Linked DNA regions of Homo sapiens: region 1 is linked to region 2. The links are chromatin contacts, found by Hi-C or POLR2A ChIA-PET in ENCODE. All regions are on one chromosome and are shown on one strand. The core of a region is the stretch at or near the end of the contact, and the rest is flanking DNA. Distances in the headings are between cores, read along the strand shown.

Region 1 (6,759 bases), core at 224-2,723, 240 kb after region 2:
GAGGCAAACTCAATCTTCTTCTCCCCTTGCTCTCTCCTTTTCTCTGTCCCTTCTCCTTGCTCTTTGTCTCTCTGTACCCTCTGCCCCAATAATTTCAGAGACAAGTACTCCTGAAGAATTCCTGAGAGCTACATTTTAGTTCATATTCTCTCACCTTATATAACATTTTGATTTTCTTTCCCTGTTTACAGTCACACCTTCAAACTGTACTAACACATCTTCATTCTGTTAGGTTAACTCGTGCTTTTGTGAGTCACAGGCTCTTAAGGTGAAATAAATGAAAGAAATCACAAAGGAATTATTACAAGTTTTATAGATACATTTTCCCTTTAAAAATTATATTTACTACCCGACTTAAAACATAGAATATTACCAAGCGTGTTGAAGCCCCCAAGTATTCTTCTCCAAAAGGTAACTACTACCCTAAATTTTGTATTCATGAGCCCCTCACTTTCCTTAATACCTTGAAAATAAATGAATGTGTTCCTAAAACAGATATTTTGCACATTTTGAACACTGCATAAATGACAACATTTAAAATGTTTTCTCCTGAAGTGTTTTTTCCCCCCAATCAACCTTATGTTTGTAAGATGCATTGATGTAGGTTTATATAGGTGGAGACCATTCGTTTTTTCACCACTGAACTACAAGGCATGGTTATGAATTATGAATATAACACAGTTGATTAGTCCCGTTGTTCACATGACATGTGGCTTAGTTCCAGGTTGTTTTGCTTTTGTTATTACAAATGTTTTTCTTAAATCCGTGAGTTCCACAATCTATTTTCTCTCTGCCTGCTGTTTTATATTCTCTTCCCTTCACTATTTCAGTAGCTCTCTTCCTTGGCTGCCTGTTGGAATACCTGGGGAAATTTTAGAACCCCTGATGCCCGTATTGCATGCTAGACCAAATATATAAGACTCTCTGAAGCTGGGACTCAGGTATTAATATTATATAAGGTTCTGTAGGTGCTGCCAAAATGCAGATAAGGTTTCATAACATTGCTTGAATTCCACCTTATTTGAAAGAAAAATTGCTTCCCTGGTTCCAGTTGCATTTAATATATTTTTCTAGAAAACTAACCTGAGAAATAAGAAGCTAAAATGCCCCTTCACACACTCAGGAATTTATTTTCATTAGTTGGTTTTATTTTGAGCTCGCTGGTTTGCATGTCCATCTGTCTGCTTATGTCACATGTGCCCAGTGGTTACATTATTGCCTAATAGACCTCTAAGCTGTGGCTTCTTCAGGAAGCATTATTTATTTATTCATTGAACTTTTTGGGTAACTTTGTAAAACAGAGTTCTGTTTACCCAGGGCCCAGAGGTAAAGACACAAAAGTAGACCCAGTCCTTTAAAAAGTTGAATCAGAGGGAAAGAATCACAGAATTTTACTCTAAAGTAAATATTAAACCTAGAATCATATGATCTGCCCTAGGAATTTGCAAACCACAGATACACCATCCCTTTTGCAGAAATATGTTCTTTTGGCCACTAGCCATTTCTTAAAGCTGAACCCTTGGTAAAGGATGAGTCAACAGGGTGCATCATGACTCAGGCTCCAAGTGAAACAGAGAATGAGTTGGTTTAATGGCTTTTAAAGTGGCTTTCTACCCTGTTATGCAAAGTGTAGCCCCAATATCCAAGAAAACAATAATTTAACATGATCCATTGGTTGGAACTGAACTCTTCATTACCCCAGTAGGACAGCATTAGATAAGGAGCTATTATGAGTCATTCCTTGTAGAGCTTAATAACAGCAACACAGAGGCAATTTGGATCAGTAAGCAACCAATACTCTCAAAGAACAGTGCACAGCAAAATAAAGCTGCTAGTGACATTCTCTGTCCTTTGAAGTGGGGGTGTCGTTAATGTTATTCGTCAACTATGTCAAGTATTTTCCCCAAAGGGTGTCCAGGAATCATTGGTATTAAGAATTACTCTCATCGCTTTTATCTATCCCAAACTCTTTTTTCTTGACCATCAAGATAATTTTTTAAAAATCAAGTTTTGTACCTTAATTTCCAAAAAATAAAAATTTGGAGGAAATGAACTTGCTGACAAATATAATCAAGGCCTATGTGACATCTACACAGCTCTCTTGCGATTATGTAAACTTTACAGAATTTTTTGTACATAACAGTCTAATACCTAACTGAGGAGTTTATTCAGGCAACAGATTTTATGCAGTTACATTATATAAGTGTTTGAATAAAACAGTAATCTGACTTCTCTTCTTGGACAAGTGACAATATTTTTGTCCTTCAAATTCTCTCAGATATGGAGGTTTGCTGACACTAGATAAAGAATCCTTATTAAAGTTTTCTAATTTCTGCAACCAGAATGACATGTTGCATTTGCCCATTTTTCTCTGAAGTGCTATTTGCATCACCAGAAACTTAAATAAGCCTAGATTAAAGGCATACTTTATGGGCATACATAAGCCTTTTCTTGAATGCATAAATTTTGGACCATTTCTTAACCTATATTTGGGTAGATGAATTTTGAACCATTTCCAAAATATTAAGTCCTTGATTGTATACTGGCAGAGAAGCAGAAAAATAAAAACAAATTAAATAGGAAAGGACGAGAGAGATTTTCACTTGCTTGTTTGTTTTCTCAAGATAAAAATGAAATGGCAGGCTGATTATGAGCATTTACCAATTATATTGCCAGGTACCCCAGTTTTTTTTTCTTACTCACACACTTGAATGCCACAGAATGTTTGGGAAAGGTTCAGCAGCAAATCTAATGCTCTCCCACTGGGGTAGTGAACCTATGTGTTCCCTGTACTTGGGTGAAGGATAATAATAATAAAAACATATATTTGGTGAAAATATTTATATACTTTAGTTACCCAGTAGTTATCATCTATAAAATATGTTGAATTTCATTTATCCATATGGGAGGTAGAGAATTAAATATATATTCAAAAAATGATAGAAGGAAGAGAAAAATGTTAAAGAAGTCAGAGAAAGAGGGGCAATCCCCATTTGTTATTCAGTTTTTCTTTATTGGCTCTTATAAGTAGTTTCTCATTGAAATTGTTGCTAAAGAAGCCTAAAGAAGATTTGACTCTCTTGGACATCTGTTTATTTATAAAACTAAGACTATAGGAAACCCTACACAAATTTTTGTGTGGAGGCTTTATAATTTACATTTCTGCCACTGGACAGGAAAATGTGTCTGCAAAATGAAAGCAGAACAAGTAAATTATGCTTGTGTTCAGGGCTTTTCTATTCAATCTGTCTGGATATCTGCTTCTTTATTTCTATTTATTAAGAGCTGTATTAACACAAAGTACCCCACATTAAGCAATAGCTTATGTCATTGTAATAACATTTGAGTTACCACATACATGTCGTGTGATCTAAATTCTGGTGAAAGGATGATTAATAAGTCAAATGTATATGAAGAACATGCTTCATATTTTGAGATGAGCTACTATGAAATTGTTTCTACTGATGTAGTTTAATGGAAGAAAATGAAAGTAATTGCGGTTTTTGCAATACTTTTAATTGCAAAAAACGCAATTACTTTTGAACCAACCTAAATACAAAATAAGTTAAAGCAACTCAGATTAGGATTTTATTGCCTCGTGGCTGTCTAGCTCCATTGGATGGAAGAACATGTCAATGACTGTAAGGCAGCAAGTTCAATCCATGTGCGTACCAATACGTTTTGTTCTATCTTTGGCCAGAGCCCTATCCCTTAGCCCTGCCGCATGTCCCTCTGATGTAGCCTTTATTTCCTGAGAGAGGATCCAAGAAGGAGAACATAGATGCAACACACACACACACACACACACACACACACACACACACACACACACATACACACATACACACTGTTTTAGATATATCTTCTGGTGGTTGATCAAAGCCATAATCTCTTTATATCTGACAGCCCTATTAGTATGTTTCATGCACTGTTGCTCTGATTTAATAAACACATTACATTCAAAAGCAGAATCCAGCAGACCCTTTTAATTTGCTCTCCTCAGAAGTTCAACACACCTTATGGAAACTTGGACTTATTTTGCAAGAGCAAAATAAAATGGAAAATTGAGACTGATTCCAACAAAATATATTGATCCTGGCACCAGTACGTGTAGATCTTCCTCTAGGCCTTTCTTAATGTCATGACTCAAAGGAAGGCTGTTTTCTTTTTCCTTCTCTCCCTCCTTTCCATCTTCTCTGCCTTCCTTCTCACTTTGTTTTCTTTTTTTTCCTTAATGCTTACTACCAGTAGTTAATAACAGTAGCAAATACACATCTTATTATGCTTCAGCCCCTGTTCTAAGGCTGTCCCTATATTCATGTAATCCTCATAGGAACACTATGAAGTAGGTATTATTATTATCTTTATTTTATGAACTAGAAAGGTGAGTTCCAGAGAGACTAAGTAACATGCTTAATGTGAAATTGCTAGCTAGTGTCAGAGTCAGGATTCAAACTCAGGCAATCTGATTTTTGTCTGGAGATCATTCTCCTAATCTTTTTTCATTCTCCTGGATATAGATAAATTAGACTGAGCCACAAAATAAAAATATACTTCTAATTAAACATAAGATTTGAAATAAAAATCGTGCTTGAAAGTGCTGACTTGTATGTTTTAAACTCTGTGTGTATTTGTATATTTCTGTCATTTTCAAAAATATGAAGTAATTTCTAACTATATATTATTAAACATATACAGTTATTGCTTATAGTGTTATATGCCAAAACTGCTTTTAGGTGAGAATGATTTTAACACTGCATTTGCTGTTGGCATGGATAGGAAAAAAATGTTATTAACACAAACTTTAAAAATTAAGAAGTCTTTGTTAAAGAGGTTAAACATTTCCCTGCCATCTTTATCCTAACTTCCATTGAAAAGTTTCCCCTCCATATATAGCACAAATGTAAATTTTAGCTTATCTTTTCTAAATTTTTATAATTTCATAATTAGGAAGATCCAACTAGATGGGATTTAACTGTAATTTTTCTATTAAGGCTTCGAAAACCTCAGAATATATCAGACGAATTAGTTATAAAATTTAATACTCTATATATAGTCTCTGGAGACGCAAACAAATATTGAGCTTTAAATGATGTGTTCTAAGTAGATTTTTTATATGTGAGTGTTTTACTGTGCTGCTATATAATATCATTTGTCATATATGAAATAAACAGTATTCTATATATGTGGTTAGCAGACAAGAGTTTCAGATCTCATCTGTACAATGGAATTATGATGACCTTTTGAAATAACATTCCACTCTTTAATCTTAAAATTAATAATGTCATACGGATTAAAACATTATTCATTTCTTTTCTTTACCATGGCTCATGTATCTTGGAGTCACAAAACCACTTATTACCAGGGATGTATTGGTCTTTGAAGTTCATATAATTACAGGAGAAATTTAACTCACTCACCTTTAGTGGGTTTTATATATTATAGCAGAAGATTATTATAATTCTATTTAATTAGCAGAATGAAAAGGTAGCTTGAAAAATATTTTCCAATTCTTGTTTGGATGACTCAGGGGCCATTGTCAATCTTCCACCATGGTAATTTAATGTCCCCTGAAATGTTGTATGCCAAAATGATTAAGTATCATTACAAGGAGAAATTTTTATACAAAGGCAAATACCACAGCAGATCATGTTCACTCAATCACAATTAAAATGAACGCACTTTAATAGCACTCTAGTTTTGTTTATTAAGCACAATGAAGCAGGTGCTTTACGCTAGAAAAATTCATCTTGTTTATACCTGAGACATGTAACTGAAATCATCCTGCTGTCCATATTCTTTGTGGGAGCTTCATTTATTTGGTAAGCTTTAGAGAGAAATAAAAATAAGCATATCACATAACATGACAATGCCAACCTCTTTCAGCACAGCCTTGAATTGTCTAAGCACCTTCATGTATTACAAATAAATTCCCTGGGCAACATTTCCTCTGGAGTCTAATTAGATTCCACTCCATGTATTTACAAACAGGAAGCAACAAGGCTGTGACTTCATATTTCCACTCAAAGGCCTCCTCAATTAACATATGACATTGGTGTTATTTGGGAATGAACACTGAGTTCGTTGTAAGTTCCCCGTATAACAAAGAAAAATGGCCTATTTTTTGTTATCTCAAAGATGACAATCATTATATTATTTCCATATTATTACTTGACAAATAGAGACAGTTTAATACTAAAATGTTTCTGGTGCCTTTGAAAAATGGGCAGGTAATAGGTGGGAATCATAATTTAGGGATTAAATATCTGGAGTACACTTGGAGAATGAACTCTTTGATAAATAATGGCATAGAAAAGATCCCATTACACCAGAAGATGTGGACAGAGGTAAAGTGTCATAAAAGCATGCACCTTCGTAAAGTATTGAGAAAGCAGTGCCCACCTGATACCATCAGTGCTCAAACTGCTACCATCTTTATAGTTTTAAAAAAATACTTATGCATGTAAATATCTCTATATGAAACAGATTCCAAGATGATTCAAGAGAACCAAAAATATTTTTCTGTTGTTTAGGTATTTGGTATTATTTTAATAGAGCCAATTTCAATTCTCCACAACCAAAAATATTCTTAGTACAAAAAATCTAATTTAATTGAAAGCCATTTTAGTTCAATTTCCCGTTAAATGTTCTTTTAGGCCATAGTATATCTATATATTGTTAGGGATAATTTTTTTTCTTTTGGCATTAACAAGAATATATGTATGCAAGCATTGGAAAGCATGAATAGCACTCTTAGTG
Region 2 (6,234 bases), core at 2,818-5,317:
ACTATTTCAAAAATGCATCTTTAGATATGTTAAATCATATTTGCTTGTACATTACTTTAGCAACCTTGGTTACATAATTTATCAGCCCAGCACAGATTAGAATCAACAAATTAGGCAGAGCATGGTGACAGTCTGACAGATTCAAGGCACATTATCAGAAGCAAAAATGAGAACGGAAGGCTCACATTGATGGAGAAGGGAAAACAAGCAGAAGGGCTTAAATAAGCTTAGTCTAGGGTCATTTAATGCAGGAGAAAAGGCTCTACTGTAACCTGATAGGCCTACTGTATTGCAGGTAAAAAATGAAATAGCTTATGTTTATTATAATCATATTGAGTAATCATCAAAAGTTATACTAAAACATACTGTTCCTTTCATTCATTTCCATGTAACTGACATTTATTCTTAGAAACAACTTATAATTCATATGCTTGATTACCTGTATATAGAAAGGTCTGGGGCATAGCAGGCATTTAAGAAATTAACTGAATGAGGAGCCACTCCTATCTTCTGACGTGTTCTCAGCATCCTTAATACCACTACACATAGTAATATGTCATATGTATTAAATCTTCCATTACAAAGTCTTACCCTGCTTCATTCCATTCTTCAAAATCTAAGATTATCGTTTTATTTGTTGCTTGATCCATTTTAGTGCATAATCATAAGCTGCCTTATATTGTTGTTTAATCATTTAAATGTTTCACTTCTGCCTTGTTCATCTTCTCAGTTAGACATTTTGAACTCTTAAGAAGAGGAATTACTCCCGCTAGGACACTTCTGTCTTTCATCTCACCTAGCATATAGCCAAAGTACAACGTAGTTATTTCAACAAATACGTTCACTGAATTTAAAAATATGAAGATTAAATATTATCAATGCAGTAAGTGAAACTAAAGGCCAAAACTGTTTTCCAATAAATAAGATTACATACAGTGCCTTAAAATACCACAGTAAGTGGCTTGTTCTCATAGCAGCAGATTGCAAACTCAGCCTGTCTACATTTCCGGGCAATCTGACAATGATTTATTTACTATTTATTGCTAATGATGATTACTTTGAAGATTAGAAAGTGGTTTTTAATATCCAGTGGATACAAATGCCAGGAGCGTTTGATGTTTTACCATTGTGAATTTGAACTGCATATACATGGTTAATGTAAGTCTGAAAGTATGTCTAATTGTTGGGGATCTTTATATAAATGCAAAGGAAAGATCTGTGCTTCTAGTGAAACAATCACCTTCTGCGTCACACAGCTATTCACAATCTGACTGCAGATCCAGATTGTGACTAATATTTGGCTCTAATATTATAGGTGGTTACCGTGGAGAGAATCAGTAAGAGCATAATTGTCATTTCCTTGGAAAAATTTAATCCACAGATGGATCCCAACACCCAATTGCATTCGTGTCCAAGACTAATGGGGATTTTTGCTAAATAAGGCCTGATTCAGCCAAAAAAGATAGACTCTGAATACAGAAATCTGCATCACGCATCACTTCAAAAGATGTATTAAATCAAACACTGAAAGCATTGGCACACAGAATTTTCCTAATAGGGACATGATGAAAAGTCATTTATTAATTAAAATGCATTTATATTTTCTTTTTTTAAAATGAAGCAATGGGGGTATTCTACGCTACCATACATTTACAAAATTTCATTTGCAAAATTTCATCCTTCATACTTCCTTATTTAGCTAATTAAGGTAATGATTCTACTTAGATTGGAAAGTTCTAATTAAAATCATTAATTTTTCCCGAACCTTCTCCTTCAAGATCTAAGCTTTGCTGCACATCCTTCAGTCTTTGGGAGGAGAGAATGTTGGGGGATGTGCTGCTGATAATTGATGAGAGAGAGCAGGATACATTTATTATGACCTTCCTCCCGCTGCCCAGCTAAATTTATACAGCCAACCATAATCTAATAACTCTGTGTTCCTTTCTTTAAAGATTTTCCTATCATATGAAACTATTTCGGCCTGTGGTGTATTCTTTCTAATTAGAGTAGAATACTAAAGCAAAACCATTTCAATCCAAGTTGCATAAAAATGCCATCCCTTTCCGAGTGACTGGTTTTCAAAGCGAGCTCATTACCTGGAAAAACAACAACAACAAAAGTGTTGCCTCTCTGAATTCACGTGGTTTGGAAAATTCTTAGCCATCTACAGATGCACCAACTGAATCATAATAAAGAAGAGAAAATCTATAAATGATTAATTTCCTTTTTCTATTTAGGCTTAACATGTTTTAAGGGATAATTAAACTTTTGGCCTGTTTCTTAGAAGTCCAGGAGGAAGCATATTTCAGAAGAAGCTTATTGAACTGAGCGGTGAACTCATTCATTATCCTTTGGTTAATACAGAGTGAACTTGTCTACCCTCAGGTTCATTTAGCTTTAGGCTACAGCCTAGATTCTTAGACATCCGTCTATTTTACAGTATTAATTCAAGCTGTTTATAAATAACACATGACTAAATAGATGTTAAAGAAGACCTCCCTTGGGGCAGGCATTATTCCCACGTGCATGGCAACAGAGTTCGTAACAGGGCTTGGTGAACAGTATAATCTCAACACATTAACTGGGACCACATCGCCATTTGGCTATCAGAGCAGCCACACCGAGTGCATCATCTCTTGCACACCCTTTTAATTTAAGTACCTTGCTCAGTGCTAAGAAAAAAGGCACACTTGTTAAGGCAGGAGTAAGTGCGGATCTGCGAAACCTAAGCAAGCATATTTCACCAGCACCTCCTAGGGGCCACGTGTGGATATGAGGATGGGAGGTGGGGACTCGCACAGAACCTTTCCTTGAATTGTCAGTTTCACCTCTCCTACACACAAAAATCCACCCCGACTGCGCCGTCCACAATACCAGCTAGTTTGCTGAATTAGTTCAGCGACTCAAGGAGGCCTTACGAGGTTTAAATAAACTGCACAAAAGACACATTTGATCGCTCGAGAAAATAAACATTTAAAAAACTCAGTGGAAAGAAAGACTCCTAAAATATATCCTGTCCTTTAGGAGCAAAGCTTCGTTAGGACACCGAAGTACTCAGAAATAATAGGCACTTACTCTTCGGTTTACACACACACACACACACACACACACGGATTAGTTTATAAAGTTCCAGGATCCAGACCCGGTTAACACTGAAGTTGCTTTTTAGGGGTCTGCGCGCTCTCGCCTGGCTGCTGGGAAGGAGGGCTGGGAGGCGCTGAAGCGAGGGCAGATCTGAGTGTCTGTAGGAGTTGCTATTCCAAAAAAAATCATTACTCTCTAATTGTTCTGATTTTAGATCAGCAAAGCGTGCCGGGCGGTGGTGGAGAGACTGAGGGCGGACAAGGCGAGAGGGAACGAGCCGTCCACCCTTCGGAGAAGCCTAGGCGCCTTGTAAGTAATTCGCGAACAGTCGGGAGAACAAACAGCCAAGCGGCGCTGCAGTGGCCGCACTTGCGCGCGTCTCAATCCTGGGGGCTCTGCGCGCCCGCCCCAGTCCCTCGCCCCATTGACTCAGTGGCTTCTCCGGGCGCTGCAGCCTCCGCGGGGGGCTTCGAAGGGCCGAGGGGCTCCGGCAGAGAGGGAGTGGAGAGGGAGACGCGCCGGGACCGACGAACAATCCTGCCCCTGCGGCAAAGGTCTCTACCCGGCGCTGGCACCTCGCAGGCCCCTCGAGGAGCACGCAGGGCAAGCGGCCCAAGAGCGGGGGAACCGGGAAGTGTGTGGGGCTCCAGACGGAGTAGGAAGCTTTGCCCAAGGCCAGGCTGCAATCAGGCAGCCGCAACAGCCGGGCGCGGAGCTTCCCACCTGCTGCTGTCCCAGCTGGGCCGCAACTTCCTCCTCCCCGGCCCGGGCCCGACTCCCCGGCCGGGCTCCGAGGGTGGAGGGGGACGAGGCGGCGGCAGGTTCCCTCCGCTGGCAACGCCTCGCAGCATCCTCCCCTCCCCGCCGCGGTTCCCGGGGCCGGCCGCGCGGCCAGGCGCGCTGCGATTGGCCGGCAGCGGCCGGGGGCGGGGCCAGGAGAGCCGGTGTCGCACGGACCGCCTCAAAAGAGCCCAGGATATTGCAGAGCGCACTGGAGCCCTGGCCAGCGCGCAGCCTTCCCGGCGCCGGCGGGCTGGGTCTTGGGAATTCTGGTTTGCTTTGGCTCACTCGCTTTTTACAAACCACTGGATCTTACATGCCTCTGTACCCCCCACTTCCACTCCATGTCCCCATGCTCCTGCGCCAGCAACAGGTAAGGGCTGCTGTGTTTTCTTCCTTTTCGCTCGCTGCCGGTGTGTCCTGGGGAATGGACTCTGGCCGCCGTCCCCTACCCTACCCTGCCCCGCTGCTCCAGAGGTGCCCAGCTGTCACACTGCTGTAGCGCTCACCCACACTCCGGAGTCCCAGATCATGCCTATATAGTTTGTGTGCGCACCAGAACATCCCCAGAGCTAAAAATACTGAGACATGCTTGGAACAGTTGAGCAATAGAAACAGATTTCTCTGCAGCATCTGTTTGTGCTCATAACTTCCAATGCACCAGCTGTAGCGAGATACTGGGTTTGGAGGCAAGGGCGAGAGCGTCTGTGTTCGGTTCTCACTCTAAGTGGGGAAAAAAAGAAAGAAAACGTGGTTGCGGGTTTGGGGGTGCGTCTTGAGCCCTGGTCTTAAACCTTGGCAAAGCTTGGGACTCAGCACTATTCTTGATCCTTGGCTTTTTTTTTTTTTCGTCATTGCTTCAAGTATAGCTGTGAGTTTCAAACAGAGTGAGTGTCTCAAAGTTGCCTTCCTGAAAGAAGAGCGGGAGCCCGAGTTGGATTTGAGCCTGAGGATCGCAAAACTTTCACATTACATATCACTCTCCCCTAACCAATTTGTTATTTTCAGTAATAATGGTATTAATACCTGGCTTGAAGACAGTGTGGTTTTAGGAAAGCAAAATAGTCAAAACGACTTGATTCTGCAAAAAGATTGCATCATAGCGTGGATTCATCATGACAATTGGAAAAAAAATAGGGATAGGGAATGGGCAGTTTAATGTCTGTGTCTGGGTAAGGATATCATAGGATGATCACTAGGATAAAAGGCTGTGAATTCCGACGATTTTCATAAATTCAGATTTTACCTGTTAGGAAATAAGGTGTTATTTGAAAACCTCGGATATGCAAAGAAACCATATTGCGTTTTATCATTTGTTTTCTTTTCACATTAATAATCAATAGGCTGCCAGATTTCCTCTCGCCAACCAATGTTGTGTGTCTGCTGTACATTATCTGTACACTTGTTAGCGTTTTCCTGCTCACTTCCAAATGTTTCATTTCTATTTGCCATTATCTGGAAAAATCCTGGTGCTCAGAAGGGGTAAGAGATGTTAATTGAAGCATGGTGGAAAGGGTGAGGATAAGGTCAAGGCCATTTTACTTAGCTTCCTCCTCTCTCATATTTTAATGACACTTTATTTTTTAATGTTCTTGGTCTCCATAAGAAATATTTGATCTAAACTCATGTGAATTTTGCTTTTAAAAAAAATAAAAGAACACAGTCTTTCTACATCCTTTGGATTCCTGAGTTGTAGAATCTCTGGTTAGCTGTAGCGTCCTTGTATGACTTTTGCGTAGCCTGAAAGATTGAAAACAGCTACCTGCACAGATTAAGTGTTTCAGATTTTTTTAAGTGTATATTTTTATTTACCAAACATGTCTGTTTTTCAGCGTATGCAAATGCTGAGCAGTGCTACAAGCCAAGTGTCGTTGAGTATAAATGTTAGACAGGGGGCTCACACGTAGATAGATGGGTATCCCCCTCCCCTCCCCACTTCCCCCTCCTCCTCCCTCATGTTTATTGAGCTTCTAAGAGGCTGCTTTCCTAGCAGTTGTGCTCACATAGCAACATGTGCCCAGAGCACACTCAGGCTGTTCTATATGGCGTCAGCTGGGGAATAGCTGCTCTAAACACTCATTAGCAGACCTCTCTCTCAGCCCAGTACGTTTTCTTTTGCTATCTTTATTTCCTATCCTTAGAAACTTTCTTATTTATTGCACACCATGACCATATTACAGGACACATTTACTCTCATTTGATTTTTTTTTTTAGTTATTTATAAGCCATATTGGAAGTATTACCTATATAGTCAAAGCAATTTAGATCCCCCATTTGTACCATGTGATCTCCTTGACCTTACATTTATCCATAGCTCTTTCTCCTTTAACATCTACCTAAGTTTAAAACGCTGAACTATTTTTTTCCATT

What was found. A loop is a pair of places that touch in the nucleus more often than their neighbours do. ChIA-PET counts read pairs that join two places held with the same protein, here RNA polymerase II (POLR2A). Pooled maps may share reads with other maps.
Region 1: a map of PC-3 shows a loop between it and region 2 (8-fold over the local background). The contact joins the enhancer-like site here to the promoter of KCNJ2 in region 2. A Hi-C loop is called at or near these places in 2 of 168 maps with a recorded cell type or tissue (IMR-90 and PC-3) and 5 of 50 pooled maps. POLR2A ChIA-PET finds 5 or more read pairs at or near these places in 4 of 52 experiments (H1, MCF 10A, PC-3 and 1 more).

What each region holds. Positions count from the first base shown.
Region 1 is chr17:70,404,363-70,411,121 of GRCh38, forward strand. No RefSeq gene overlaps it. Among named protein-coding and RNA genes, the nearest start is that of KCNJ2, 240 kb to the left of the region's middle. Within about 2 kb of position 1,474, at least 4 of the 41 ENCODE cell types and tissues checked have a DNase peak (open chromatin) inside an H3K27ac peak, as active enhancers do; they include PC-3, where a contact is called at or near this core.
Region 2 is chr17:70,165,465-70,171,698 of GRCh38, forward strand. It overlaps KCNJ2 (potassium inwardly rectifying channel subfamily J member 2), which reads left to right and starts at 4,068. Exons shown (of 2, transcript NM_000891.3): 1 at 4,068-4,237. It overlaps KCNJ2-AS1 (KCNJ2 antisense RNA 1), which reads right to left and starts at 3,938. Exons shown (of 1, transcript NR_036534.1): 1 at 1,497-3,938. RefSeq lists a silencer at 3,664-4,123.